Linked DNA regions of Homo sapiens: regions 2 and 3 are each linked to region 1. Evidence: chromatin contacts called from ENCODE Hi-C or POLR2A ChIA-PET data. All regions are on one chromosome and are shown on one strand. Each heading gives the region's core, a stretch centred on a gene start or an enhancer-like site at or near the end of the contact. The rest is flanking DNA. Distances are from core to core; before and after follow the strand shown.

Region 1 (4,896 bases), core at 1,446-3,945:
CTCATGAGTTTGAGACCAGCCTGGGCAGCATGGTGAAACTCTATTTCTACAACAACAGCAACAACAACAACAACAACAAAATAAGCCAGGCATGGTGGCGCACGCCTGTAGTCCTAGCTATTTGGGAGGCTGAGGTGGGCTTCAGCCCGGGAGGGGGAGGTTGCAGTGAGCTGAGATCCCGCCACTGCACTCCAGCCTGGGTGATAGAGCCCGAGCTTGTCTCAAAAGCAAACAAAGAAACAAAAAAACCCTACAAGTAGCTCTCTGGAAAAACAACAACATTAACAACCCTGATTTGTAGCATTTGCTGATTTACATTGTACAAATACTCCTAGCATGGCTGATTTCAAGCTATCAACCTGGTGTCAATCAGCTTGCAAGTTTCCTACAAATTTAACCATGGGCTTTTGTAGACCTGTCTGTGCAAGCTGGCATCAACATACCATGAACTAGAACACAGGGGTCTGGGTCCAAAGGGTACACCCTCACCATTACTCTCTCCTGTCTTCCCAAACAAGGCACAGTCTATATTCTATTTTTTTTTTTTTTTTTTGAGACGTAGTCTTGCTCTGTCGCCAGGCTGGAGTGCAGTGGTGCCATCTTGGCTCACTACAATCTCCACCTCCCTGGTTCAAGCGATTCCCCTGCCTCAGCCTCCCAAGTAGCTGGGACTACAGGCACGTGCCACCACACCTGGCTAATTTTTTGTATTTTAGTAGAGATGGGTTTTCACCATGTGGGCCAGGAAGATCTCAATCTCCTGACCTCGTGATCTGCCCTCCTCGGCCTCCCAAAGTGCTGGGATTACAGGCGTGAGCTACCACACCCGGCCGGGCACAGTCCATATTCTTATATAAGTAGGAGGGGGAAAGACACCCAAATAGACTGAATTCAATGCAGATTGCATAGGTGATCCTTTAAAAACATAAGCCCAGTCACAAAACTACCTTGCTTAAAACTTTCCTTATGCCGTTAGCATAAAATCCAATCTCTCTCTCTTTTTTTTTTTTTTTTTTTTGAGACAGAGTCTTGCTCTGTCACCCAGGCTGGAGTGCAGTGGTGGAATCTCAGCTCACTACAGCCTCTGCCTCCTGGGTTCAAGCGATTCTCCTGCTTCAGCCTCCCAAGTAGAGGCATGTGCCACCATGCCCAGCTAATTTTTGTAATTTTTAGTAGAGACGAGGTTTCACCATGGTGGTCAGGCTGGTCTCAAACTCCTGACTTCAAGTGATCTGCCCGCCTTGGCCTCCTAAAGTGCTGAGCTTACAGGCGTGAGCCACCACGCCCGGCCACGCCTAGCCAAAATCTAATCTCTTTACCATGGCACACAAGGCCCATTATGAAACCTCTCCCTCTACCAGGCACTGTACTAGGCTTGGGGGATACAGTGGTGAACATGACACACACATGTCCTGCTTGCATAGAGCTTGCAATCCAGTAAATGAGGCTGTCAAGAAACAAATAGTCAACCATTAAGCACAAAATTACAGAATGAGATATATACGTAGTGGAGCAGGTACTTGGAAAAAGAATAATGAGGAGAGAGGTTGATTACCTGGACCAGGGTGAGTTGAAGAAGCCCTTGTAAGAAAGTGACATTTGAGACCCGAAAGATGAGAGAATTGGATGAGGTATGGTGCTGATGGCCAGGCAGAAGGGGAGAGGATTTGTCATTCTGAGGAATAAGAATAATTTCTGTATAATTGGAGCCAGTGCAGATGGGATGGGGACCAAAATTATAAATATGAAGGGCATATAAATATAATATAATACATAAATATAATTATAAATATAAAGGACAGGGGCTTATGGAAGGAGGTTTAATTTCCTTTGAAGATGGAGCCTTAAGTCCCAGGTGCATTCTGATCTTGTTTAAGATCAGATGCACTCTGAATGATTCTCTTCCAATTATGGGCAACTTTCTCCTCCAGAAACCTTTTTATATCACCTGGGTAGCAAGGGGATCATCTAGTGACCGTTAGACTTCGCATAGATGAGCAGACACAAGCCTAGAGAGGGACATGTGATCACCAATAGTTTCTCAGCCAGTAATAGTTGTACAGCCTTGGAACAAGTCACTTTTTGAGCCAGCACTATCTGATAGAAATTAATGGGAACCACAAATGAGAGCCACATGTGTAATTTAAAACTTTCTACTAACCACATTTAAGAAGTAAAGAGAAACAGGTAAAATTCATTTTATAATATATGAATTTGACCCAGTATATCCAAAATATCATTTCAACCTGTAATCAATGTAAGTCTTAGAAATCTGGTGTGTATTTTATTTACACTTATGGCACATCTCACTTCGGAGTAGCCATATCTCAAGCGCTCGGTAGCCATATGTGGCTAGTGAGTAAAGTATTGGATGGTGCAGTTGGGAGCGTCAGTTTCCTTTTCTGTGAAATGAGGATAAATCACTGGAAGCTCGTGAGAGCGCACACGAAACACCCGGCACTCCGCCCTGGACACTAGGGACGCGCAATCAAGTTTGGTTTCTTCTGGTCCCTGCTCTCCCCTCCCGCCCCTCCTCTAAGTCTCCGCCCCCTTTCCCCGCCCCCTCAGGCTCCAGGCGGAAGCAACCCTGTTCCAAATGCAGCGCGCTTTACGGCGGCGCGTCCTTTTACCGCGGTGTGGCCGGCTCGCTTGTCGCTCGCACTTTTGCCCTATTGGCTCTGCGGCTCCGCTCGCCGCACTTTACGGCAGTGTGGCTGGAGCCGCGGCTGACGGGCCCGCGGTCTGGGCGTGAGTGCAGGGAAGTGGAGTATTTGCTGGGCCGGGTACCATGGACGTGGGCGAACTTCTGAGCTACCAGGTATGAGGGGCAGGGAGGGCCGAGCGACCGCGTTCTCACCTGGGCAGGGGTCGCAGGAGCCAGAGCCCTTTCATCTCACCTCCTCTCGCCTCACTCCCGGGCCCTCTAACTTCTCATGCCACCCGGGGTCTCAGCCCCTCGTTTTACTTTGCTCTCCGAAGCCCTCCTGGGCCCTTTCGATTCATCCCTTCTCAAGACCTGAGCCCTTCACCTCCTCTTCCTCACCCTGGGGCCTGGTTCCCTGAAACTCCTCTGAAACCCCAGACTATCCTTTTTTTCACAACCATGTCCTCTCAGCTCTCATGTCCCCCCAGTCATTGAGGTGATGGTGGTGGCGGCGGTGGGAGTGCACTGGTCTCACTTGGATTTGATCTCCAGCTTCTCCACTGACTGGCTATGTGGCTTTTGGACAAGTCATTCCCCCCCTCTTTGAACCAAGTTTTTGTATCTATATAGTGGAGACACTAATAACTGCCTTAGTAGGGTTGTTTGAGGACTGTACCAACTGATATGTATGAAAGCTGGTTTTAAAGTGTGGAAAGCTGTGCTTGTGTTTACTGCGATTTGCAGGAGATGTTGGGAATTCTAGCATGGAATGAGTTTCTAGGAATCTTGCTCAGGGTCCCCCTTGCCTAGGAAACTTGTGGGGAAACTGTATGGGACCTAGAGAGCAGAAAGGGCTTGTCCAAAGTCACTCAGAAACAAGGAGCTGGAATTTGAGCTCAGGCGTACTGACTTCCACCCCAAAGTTTTTCCCCCACTTTGATTCCATAGGAGGGTCATTGCGAGGAGCAGTAGAGCTGCACTGCCGAATGTCGTAGCCACTAGCCACATAGGCTGTTGATTGCTTGAAATGTGACTAGTCTGAATTGAGAAATACTGTAAGTATAAAGACACATTTGGGTTGGAGACTAGTATGGAAAAAGTGAAATTTTTATATTGATTACATGATCGTACTGATTATATCAATTACATTGGTTATTGGTCATATTGATTAAATGATCATATTTTGGATAATGGGTGAAATAAAATATACTTAATTAATTTTTAAAATTTTATTTTATTGTTATTTAGAGACAGGATCTTGCTCTGTCGCCCATGCTGGAGTGCAGTGGCACAATCATTGCTCACAGTAGCCTTAAACTCCTAGGTCTAAGGTATCCTCCCAAGTAGCTAGGACTGCAGGCAGGCATCACTATGCTTGGCTGATTTTTAAATTTTTTGTAGAGACAGGGTCTTGCTATGTTGCCCAAGATGGTCTCAAACTCCTAGCCTCAAGCAGTCTTCCCACTTGGCCTCCCAAAGTGCTGGGATTACAGGTATGAGCCACCACACACCACACTCAGCCAATAAAATATGTTTAAAACCAATTTTAACTGCCCCTCTTGACATTTTAATGTGTTTACTAGAAAATTTAAAACAACATATATAGTTCAGCTTATATTTTTGTTAGACAGCCCTGCAGTCAAGAATAGGTGATTAAGAGCCATGAGTCTGGACCCCTAGGTTGCTGGCAGTCTCTGTTTTGCTACTAACTGGCTGCTGTAACCTTGAACAAAATACTTAATTTCTCTCTGCCTTGGTTTCTTCATCTGTAAATGGGGGACAGTGACGGTAGCTGCCTCACAGGGCTGTTGTGAAGCTGTTGAGAAATGGAAAGTCCTTAGACAATGCTTGCCAAAGAGTAAACATTCAGTAAATATTAGCAGTTATTTTCATACCACTCCCTCAGCCAAAGTACAAGAAATTGACCCTGGACGCTTAAGACATCATGGGAAAGAACAGTTCAGCAATGGGGAGCTATATAGCCAAGAGATTTTTCTTTTAAAGACAGTTTAATTGATAGTGAAAGATGAAGGGAAATAGGCAAGTTATTAAATCAGTGATTGTATGCCGGCTTGGAATTTCTAGAATGGCTAGCCCATTAAAGCTAGAAGAGTTTCATTCATTTGCTCAACAAATATATATTGAACACCTACTGTGTGCAAGGCAGTCTATCCACTGGGTATACAACACTGAATAAAAGACAAGATTCTTGCTTTTGTGGAGCATCTGGTGGGAAGTTACAAGATAATAAG
Region 2 (4,896 bases), core at 1,005-3,504, 780 kb after region 1:
TAGTCTTTAATTTTCCCTCAAGGTATATGTGCGTATGTGTGTTTTATTTTTATGTTTGTTTAAGTGAAGACTTCAAAAGTTTTAAAAAATTAGCAAAGAGTGCAGAAAAAACATATCTTTTATGCCAGGCACAGTGATGTGTGCCTTTAGTTCCAGCTACTTGGGAGGCTGAGGCAGGTGGATCGCTTGGGCCTGGGAGTTTGAAGCCAGCCTGGGCAACATAGCGAGGCCCTGTGTCTTAAAAAAACAAACCATCATTTAGAGAACCACTCACTTGCATCTCTCCTCCACCAACTTGCACCTAATATTAAATCTTGTCTTTCTGTCCAGAGCAGTAAGTCTTACTGCCTTACATGTTATGTAAAAACCATATTTTAAGCAAAATTATTTGTTTGTATAATTTTCTGTTGCATCAATATATTTTTTCTGTTAAAAATATTTAGGTGCCTTAGGCTGGAATTGAACACAATTTTGCCCATTTTAATTAATGGGAAAAATTTAACAGCTTTCCACTTAGAAGCAGAATTTCAGGAATGAATTGAAACCACTAGAAGGGTGATAGCTGTATTTTCATCATCTCCCCAAGGGCTTTGGGACAGCTTTCCCATCCTCTGTGCCTGTCACTTTTCCAATTCCCATCACCCGTTGTTCTTCCAGTTAGTCACCCCTCCCTTGTCTGTTACAGGGGTTCAGTATTAATTGTGTTAGAATGCATCTGGTTGCAAGTAACATAAAACTCAACAAACTCTGGTATATATAAGATCCCTCATCCCGATAAGACAGGAAGGTAGTACAGGGTTTGTGTAGCTGCTTGAGTATGACTTAAACAAACAGGCTCCTGTCTTTCTGCTCCACCTTCCTCAGCACAGCCCTCCTCATGGCCTCTAGGCTGCTGTGCTCCCAGGTGTTACCCAGTTCCAAGCATGAAGCAGGGGAAAAGTGAAGGACACAAACTTCTCCAAGGGAAGAAGGAAGGGAAGGTCTCCTTTGATACTTCTGCCTACATCTCAGTGGCCAGGACTTTGTCTCACTGCCACCCTTAGCAGCAAAGAAAGTTGAGAGTTGTGTGCTTTGCTTTTCAGCCCCTGTAGTATAGAAAGGCAAGGGAGTGGTTGAAATAGATCTTGAGTTAGCCAACTACATAATTTGTCACACTGTGTTTAATTGAAATGTATTGCTTGGATCCAGTGTCCTGGACATAGCCTCGTTCCTGTCCTAGCACATTCTTACCCTCCTTTTCCCTCTTCCTTCCTGTAGCTATTTTTCTGGGGGGTGAGGTGTGGTCTTGAGGAAACACTCTTCAGTTTTACCCTTTCTGTGAGGATACTAGTTCCCTTATCACTCATTCCTCCATAGTCTCTTCTAACTGAGGTGAGGAGTCAGAATCTTCTTTGCTCCCTTCTGCTTTTCAGACAACCGTGCCTTCACCTCTACTCAACACCCTGACCCCTCCTCCCTCTCTCAATACCCAAGGTCAGTCTCAAGGCCAGGTCCTCCGTGAAGAATTCCACCATCCCTCCCTCCTCTTCTTTCTCAGTCCAAGTTTCCTCCTTTAGATTCTCAAAGCACTTAAGCTGTACCTCTCCAATGGTATTATTTTCTTCGTTGAAGTGAAAGCAAATTATTGAAAGTGGTACTGTTTACAAAATGTCTAGCGCATGGCAGGTGCTCGAAGTAGTATCTCTTAGTATTATTACTACTGTCTTATCTCGATCAGATTCAGCTCTTTAATGAGAGGCTCTAAATCTTATGTTCGATTCACCTTTGTAACCCACACCGGGCCTGGAATAGAGCACTGTTCATAATTAATGCTGTGCCCGTGTAATAAGACGGCGGCGAGCAAAGGGCATCATTTCAGAGGAAGAGTGCTGTAATGGTGGGATGGGAGAAATTCCTAGAACCTAGGTGGGAGCCAGAATCTTGCAGAGAAGCCCCTTATCCGTCTGCACCGAAAGCAGGTAGAGTGGATGCCGTAAGATTCCTAAGGACGCAGGTAGAGCGCCTCCTCTGTGCCGCGATGAGGTAGGTGCATCCGTCACTTCACTCCTCCCTCTCCACTTGATCCGGAATGGGAGGAACGCAATGCGTCCCGCGCGGCGATCTGGGATAGCTGCGCAGGCGCAGCTTCCGGCTCTGTGTCTCGGGAATTATTTGACGCCACCGGTTCAGCCCCGTAGAAAGCTCTGATTAGGCGCACCGCGCACGCGCAGTGGCCCACTTGGCTGGGGAGTTATTTGACGCCGCCGCCCCTGGCAGTCGGAAGTTGCCTGAGCAGATCCCAGCCGGCTGGCTCGAGTGGCCTTCGTCGTCCCTTGGCGCCCTGGGAGAGTCGCTGACGGGTGGACTGACGGACCGCCTGAGGACGGCCGGCCAGGGCGGTGAAAGCGCCAGCCCTATGGCGCGGGTCGCGTGAGGCGGAAGGCCGAGGACGGCCGGCGGCGGCGCCCGCCCCGGCGATGCGGGCCCCGCCCGTCGCCTCAGGTAACCGGGCAGCCGGCCCCGCCGCGGCCGGACCCTCCCCTCTCCTTCCCTCTCTTCCCCACCTGGCGGTCAAGGGACGGCTGAGGCTTGTTTCTCGGCTCTGGGTGCTCCAGGGGCCCGGCCTTTGGAAGCTCATCTGCAAATTTTTGGGAGACCCACGGGGGCGGGGAAAGCTTGGCCCTGGAGTGGGCGGCTGCTGTCGAGTCTGTGTAAACCCGGTCTAATCCTTGGGAGCTACCCCGGCCAGGCGAAGCTCTCTCCTGGCAACCTGGGGGAGGGGGCGGGTCTGGAGCGGAGCTAGACAACTCCCGCAAAGAATTTGGTCCAGCAGAAAGGTTAGGCAAGTTGCTGCCGCCCAGTGGGGACGATGCTGCCCATTGCACAGTGACACTTTGATGAGGGAGAGTTGATGATGGGAGTAAACAGCTAACCCCCATTAAGCGCTTCTTATCCGCCAGGCATCATGCCAGGCCATTACGTTCTCCACGTCTAACTTCACAGCAACCCTGTGAGGTAGGATTGTTGTCCCCATTTTACTGACGAGGCAACTGAGTCCCTGGGTGGTTGGGTGACTTAATTACCCAAGGTCACATAGCTAGTAATTTGAACCGGAGCATCCGACCCAAGTGCTTAACAATTAGGGCAGTGGCTCTCCAACTTTGCTACACTGTAGAATCACCTGGGGGAAATTGTAAAGGTTTCTGATGCCCATGTGGCATCCCAGACCAAAACAATCAGAATGTCTGGAGTTGAAAGCCAGACTTCAATATTTTTTTTTTAAAGATGCCCAAGTGATTCCAGCTTGCAGCAAAGTTTGGGAACCGCATGTAATTTGATAATTCTGCATCTCAAAAAGCATCTCTCTTTCTCCAGCTTAAGTGTGCAGGAGAATTGTCTGGGAGCTTGTTAAACTTGCAGGTTCCACCCGCAGAGATCTTTAGGTTGACTGACCACTACACCTTGTGAAAGACTGTTAGGGATGGAATTCTCTGCAGGGATTCTGAGTCATCTGGAACATTTAAAATGTATGCATCTTATGCAAACTGCTCGTTTGCAATTTTCCTAAATATACAGTACTTATAGGTGTAGCGTCTGTAACCTCTGGGTCGTTTTTACATATGCTGGAAGTCTGCCTAGACCATCCTCTGAACGTTCTGGCCATCCCACCCAAACGCACACACTTCTGCTCTCTCCTATATGCATATACACACCCTTTTCTTTTCTTTCTTTCTTTTTTTTAGACAGAGTCTTGCTCTGTTGCCCAGGCTGGAATGCAGTGGCATGATCTTGGCTCACTGCAACTTCCGCCTCCTGAGCTCAAGCAGTCCTCCCACCTCAGCCTCTCAAGTAGCTGGGACTACCACGCTTGGCTAATTTTTGAATTTTTTTTGTAGAGATGGGGTTTCTCCATGTTGCCCAGGCTGGTCTCAAACTCCTGGGCTGAAGCAGTCCACCCACTATGGTCTGCCATAGTGGTGGGATTACAGATGCGAGCCACTGTGCCAGGCCTACATACCCTTTTCTTCCTGTCTCTGGCTGCATTAGCTTTAAGCATTCCCTTCAAGATACCTCTGTCCCTGACCCCTACCCACCTTGAGTCCTTCCAATTTGCTCTTTAGGAACATCGTAGTGAAACTTATCAGTTATTTTTCTGAGTTGTAGTTCTATCCCTACTTCTAGATTATGAGAAGCTTTAGGGCAGGGACTATGTTTTCTTCATCTCTGTATTCCTTCCAGTGCTTTGACATACAGACTCACAAAGCTTTTACTCAGTGGAATGTTTGGGTCCTTTTATGTCATAGATAGATCATGTTGCGAACAGATTCTTCTCTATTTCCATTTTTGTAAAAGATGTTTGGTAGTTCCCAGCTTATAGAGTTTTGTTCTTTTTGCTTAGGAGTGAGTATTCTAGTTATGTTCAGCAATTTGTCCAGCAGTTGAACACACACATTGAGTTCTTACCAATTGCAAGGCACTCTGTAACTAACCATGTGCAATCAACATTGTTTGATTTTTAATGTCTGATTCTATCACAATCGGACGCAATCATGTCTGTAGGGAAAGTCTTTTTATTACTGTTAGACCTTTGCATGTGTTCCCTACTTCATTGTCCAAAAAAGTGTTTAGTTGTCATCCACTAAATGCCACTGCCTTGTTGGTATTTGGTAAATACAAGCAGATGGGATTGCCATTGGTAATGTTTGGTCCTGTTCACCAGGAGAGAGGACGTTAAGTACTTAATGAAGAGTAAAATCATGTTGTCACAGGAATTGACAAATTTAGCACATATTTATTGCAGAATGCCTGAACTGCCATTGCCCCATTTGCCATATTTACAAGTTTAAAGGAAGGCAGACCAATAATTCAGATTGGATTTGTTCTTGGTTGGTCTTAAAACCATGTAAGGATTTGCAA
Region 3 (4,896 bases), core at 1,517-4,016, 740 kb after region 1:
CCGTCAAAGAGAACACCATGGGATGACCACTGGGCCAGTGGGAAATAGCTCTGACCACCCCCACACAGGCTGCCTTGCTCAAAACTACTTCCCTGACATGCATCAATGTGCTAAGCCCTGTCACCTTACAACTGAAGTCTTTTTTGTTGTTGTTGTTTAAAGACAAGGTCTGGCTCTGCAGCCCAGGCTGGAATGCAGTAGCACAATCTCGGCTCACTGCAACCTCCACCTCCTGGCGCATGCCACCACACCTGGCTAGTGTGTGTGTGTTGTAGACAGGTTTTTGCCATATTGCCCAGGTTGGTCTTAAACTCCTGGGCTCAAGCGATCCACCCACCTCAGTCTCCCAAAGTGCTAGGATTACAGGTGTGAGCCACCACGACCAGCCACAGTTGTCTTTTTCCAGCTCCTGTTTTTTGTTTTTTGTTAGGGACATAGTCTCACTCTGTCGCCTAGGCTGGAGTGCAGGGGCATGATCTTGGCTCACTGCAACCTCCACCTCCCAGGTTCAAGCGATTCTGGTGTGCCTCAGCCTCCTGAGTAGCTGGAATTATAGGCGTGTGCCACCACACCTAGGTAATTTTTGTATTTTTTAGTAGAGATGGGGTTTCACCATGTTGGCCAGGATGGTCTTGAACTCCTGGCCTCAAGTGATCCACACTCCTTGGCCTCTCAGAGTGCTGGGATTACAGGTGTGAGCCATTGCACCCGGCCCATCTCCTGTTTTTCATTTGTTCCATAACTGCTGAAAATCAACCATCTACCAAGCACCAGGTAAGTCAAGAGACAGGACTCAGATACTGAGACAGGCGAAGTGGCTCACACCTGTAATTCCAGCACTTTGGAAGACTGAGGGAAAATCACTTGAAGCCAGGAGTTCAGGACCAGCCTGGGCAACATAGCGAGACCCTGTCTGTCCCAGCTATTTGGGAGGCTGAGGTGCGAGGATCACTTGAGTACAGGAGTTCAAGCTATGATCACGCCACTGCACACTGCACCTCAGCCTGGACAACAGAGTGAGATCCTGTCTCTAAAAAAATACAATAAAATATTAAACAAAACTCAAGACACTGTCCTCAAGGTCACAATAGAGAGAGGCAAAGACAATCAAGCCAGTAATTGCCACAGGGTGTGACTAGTGGGGGCTGCAGCTGTGGTTTCACCACCAATCCTGAGGCAGGGACTCACCCCTCATAGACCCTGGTGAACGCCTCATGGAACCCTGCACTGAGCCTTGCACAGGGAGCACTCACTAATAAGACACCAAGTGCCAGGAGGCATTTGAAAGATGGTGAGAAGGAGGTGTGAGAAAGCTCCAGAGTTTGAAAGGGACAGGAGCGGACCCTCCAAACACGGGGAAGCACTTTCCGCGATTTCTCTCCCTGCACTATCAATGACCAGGGCACAGGCAGCCCACGATCACTTTCGAATACAGGTGCAAAAAAGGGCAGGTGAGCCCACGTCAGCGTGTTAGCTGCCAGATCTCCAGAGGGAGGCTCACCCCCCAGGGAAGAGAAGGGTACCCAGGACCCTGAGAGCCATCATCACTTCACAGGCAGATTCCATCTGTCCCCACCCAGAGTCCACAGGAAAACAGACTTCTGGTAAAAATGCCTCGGCTGTACATTCAGCCCACCAGTTCTGAGTATCTACACGTGGACAGGCACCGTGGGTTCAAAATCAAGAAAAACAGCCAAGGCCTCTGCCCTCAGAGAGCCTTTGCAGTTTCCCTACTTTACAGAAAGTCAACCTCAGGGGAATGAAGGAACTTAGCTAGCATGTGACCCCAAGCGCAGCCCGTCTCCTAAGTCACGCTTTGCTCTGCACCCGCTTTGCCAGACAGTTCTCAGAACTCAGAACTGGCTGAGCTCATTGACTGTCCCCTCTACTGCGTCCCACAGAAGGGTCCTTCCCCAAGGTGCGCAGAAGCAGCGGCACTTACCCAGGGGCATTCTCACCCCGCGGACAGTGGAAGCCCCTCAGGGGGTGCAGATCAGAGTGCTGCAGGAGAGAGAGGGCGCTGGCTGGTGCGAAGCCGTCCGAGGTGCAGCACAGCCCACAAGGCCTAGGCAAGGAAAAAGCACGGGGAGGGGGCTTTAGTACAAGGCCCGGGGACAGAAGTCCAGACTCTGCCCCACTGGAGTGCTGGCAGCGTCTTCCATTTAAACCACAGCTAACTGGTCTGTAAAATGAAGGTTCTAACACCTACTTTTAAAAGTTATTGAGGGGAAAACGAGTTAACGGTCTCAAGGACGTGGCACAATGACTGGCACTTTGTAGGCAACAGTCAAGTGGCTTTGGAGGCTTCCAATGCCAGGAGTCGGGGGCGGGCAGCTAAAGTCGCCGAGCCCTGTTTCCCGCCATCCAGGGGCACTAAGCCTCCCCGCAGAGTAGCTGCGCGGACAGGGGGTCTGACGACCGCACGTGGCCCGCTCAGCACTGCCGCGGCCAAGGGCGCGACTCACCTGCCAGTGTCTTTCCCGAGGACACGCGAATCCTGGGGGGCTCACTCCGGCAAAGAGGACGAGACACTGCACCAAGGACAGGGCCTGACCTCTCTGGCCGCCTTCCCCGGGGCCTCAGTTTCCCCCGATGGTGAGAGTGGAGCCGACCATGCGCCCTGCTGTGGACTCACCCGGCGCCCTGGCGTCGAGTGGCGGCGGAGACCTGACAGACAGCGTGGGAAAAATCAAGATGTCTGCAGATTTCGAGAGATGGGGTGCGGTGGCGTGCGATGGCGAAGGACGGCGAGGGACGGCGAAGGACTGAGGCCACACGACAAGGAAGCTACGCTCGTTTCGCGCCGGCGGAAATACAGACGAGAGCGCGAGCTGCGGCCTAGAGCGGTAGGAACCGACGCGAGCAGTCCTGCAGCGTCCCCTGGCGGAGCGGAGGCTCAACGCCAGACTCTGGAGGACTTGGGATAATTTTCGAAAACTATCTGGAAGTTTAGAAGTAAACTTCTCCCACTTGCTTTGCTTTTCTGTTTGTTCTGAAGATGTTCCTTGGTCACTGATTCATTATTAATCTGTAGGAATGGCCAATTTTCCATGATAGGAGCTGTTACTACGATGAGGGGACTGTGCTTAGTTTGGACTTCTTTCTGCAAGGGTCCAAAGGCATCTGTCTTTGATTCACCACTGTACTCAGTACCTAGTTCAGTGACTAGCACAGTTGAATGAATGAATTCTACCCCCGCCCCATTCCTTTTTTTCTGAACAATGTCAGACCGAGATGACTGAGTCATGGCCTGAGACTGGAATGTGAGCGTGAGAAGATGAGCCAAGAGAGATGCACAGCGGGTAACTGCTTTGCTAAACTCCAGCCTCAAAGTACACGGGATGGAGGGTGGAAAGAGTCTCTGAAGCAGAAGAGACCTGACCAGACTGGCATCTGAGGAACCTGATCAGATTTGCACAGTGACAGAGACTGTAGACAGATGTCCCATGTTCCCTGCAACATACTGGAGACAATCTTGGGAGGGGACTCATGGCCCACAAATCCTCATAAGCATTGGCACTGCCTGCACCCTGGGCAGGATGTGCCTCTTCGGCCTGAGACAGCCCTGCTACTGACTCTGCCCATGTTCTGGAGTGCAAGCAGCCCACCCTTGGGCCTGATGAGGAGCCCACGCCCCACCCTCCGCCCCGCTCCAGTCAGATTCTTGGTACTCAATAGGTCAGAAGGACAAGAAAATCCAGTCCTGATCTATGCAACCATGAGGGAAATGGGGGTCCCTGAGGTGAGATCTGCTCCATATTTTGTACCTGGGAGAGGCCCATGGGATTCCCAGACTGTGAGAACACTGGGAGTCTCTGTGATGGGGAGGGGCTGTGGGATGCTGCTATGGTTTGGCTGTGACCCCACCTAAATCTCATCTGGAACTGTACTTCCCATAATTCCCACCTGTCGTGGGAGGTAATGGAATCATGGGGGTGGTTACCCCCATGCTGCGGTTCTTCTGATAGTGAGTGAGTTCTCATGAGACCTGATGGTTTTATAAGGGGCTTTACCCACTTTTGCTCTATACTTCTCCTTGCTGCCACCATGTGAAGAAAGACATGTTTGCTTCCACTTCCGCCATGATTGTAAGTTTCCTGAGGCCTCCACAGCCATGCTGAACTGTGAGTCAATTAAACCTCTTTCCTTCATGAATTACCCAGTCTCAGGCAGTTCTTTATAACAGTGTGAGGATGGACTAATACAGATGCTGTGGCTGAGAGGACACTGGGCAGGGTGGTCAGGTGTGCCCACTTGTGGCCACACAGCCCTGGTGTCCTCTTCTGCCTCCCACTCTTGCTGTTACTCTCCATGTGACTTTGGCTAAGTGACCTAACTTCTCCGCCCCGCCTCAGTTTCCAGTTATGGAAAATAGGCAGTCATAGTTCCCTGCTCATAGCGTTGCTGTGAGAATTAAATGGAATGATTTATATCAAGACCGTAGCACAGAACAAATATCCAAGGCCTAGTAGTTGCTATATTATAGTATTTCTGAGAAAGCTGAGGGCTTCTGTCACCGTAAGGACTCTGGGATTCTTTATGAAGCAGAGGAAATGTGCTGTGTTTGAAAAGTCTAAGATGGCATTGTCAGCCCGGTGTGATGGAGCAGTCCTGTAGTCCCAGCTACTCAGGAGGCTGAGGCAGGAGAATCACTTGAGCCTGGGAGGTTGAGGCTGCAGTAAGCTGAGATCACACCACTGCATTCCAGGTTGACAGAACGAGACCCTGTCTCAAAAAAGAAAAAGAAGAAGAAAGATAGCATTGTCCAATAGAAATATAACACAAGGCCGGGCATGGTGGCTCACGCCTGTAATCGCAGCACTTTGGGAGGCTGAGGCAGGTGGATCACCTGAGGCTGGGAGTTCCAGACCAGTCTGACCAACATGGAGAAACCCC

Evidence for each region. A loop is a pair of places that touch in the nucleus more often than their neighbours do. ChIA-PET counts read pairs that join two places held with the same protein, here RNA polymerase II (POLR2A). Pooled maps may share reads with other maps.
Region 2: a map of CD4-positive, alpha-beta T cell shows a loop between it and region 1 (11-fold over the local background). The contact joins the promoter of RALGAPB here to the promoter of CTNNBL1 in region 1. A Hi-C loop is called at or near these places in 3 of 168 maps with a recorded cell type or tissue (CD4-positive, alpha-beta T cell, CD8-positive, alpha-beta T cell and dorsolateral prefrontal cortex) and 12 of 50 pooled maps. POLR2A ChIA-PET finds 5 or more read pairs at or near these places in 1 of 52 experiments (GM12878).
Region 3: a pooled map shows a loop between it and region 1 (9-fold over the local background). The contact joins the promoter of SNHG17 here to the promoter of CTNNBL1 in region 1. A Hi-C loop is called at or near these places in 1 of 168 maps with a recorded cell type or tissue (CD4-positive, alpha-beta T cell), 1 of 37 single-sample maps with no recorded cell type and 9 of 50 pooled maps.

The regions. Positions count from the first base shown.
Region 1 is chr20:37,691,335-37,696,230 of GRCh38, forward strand. It overlaps CTNNBL1 (catenin beta like 1), which reads left to right and starts at 2,696. Exons shown (of 16, transcript NM_030877.5): 1 at 2,696-2,818. The coding sequence starts at 2,789. RefSeq lists an enhancer at 2,974-3,033.
Region 2 is chr20:38,470,589-38,475,484 of GRCh38, forward strand. It overlaps RALGAPB (Ral GTPase activating protein non-catalytic subunit beta), which reads left to right and starts at 2,255. Exons shown (of 30, transcript NM_020336.4): 1 at 2,255-2,481. RefSeq lists an enhancer at 1,976-2,045 and a silencer at 2,336-2,535.
Region 3 is chr20:38,432,562-38,437,457 of GRCh38, forward strand. It overlaps SNHG17 (small nucleolar RNA host gene 17), which reads right to left and starts at 2,767. Exons shown (of 8, transcript NR_185934.1): 1 at 2,466-2,767; 2 at 1,943-2,065. LOC124904958 reads left to right here. Exons shown (of 3, transcript XM_047440636.1): 2 at 1,902-2,044; 3 at 2,281-4,155. The coding sequence ends at 2,927. SNORA71D (small nucleolar RNA, H/ACA box 71D) reads right to left here and starts at 1,438; the gene lies at 1,301-1,438. RefSeq lists enhancers at 1,160-1,239, 2,520-2,809, 2,830-2,889.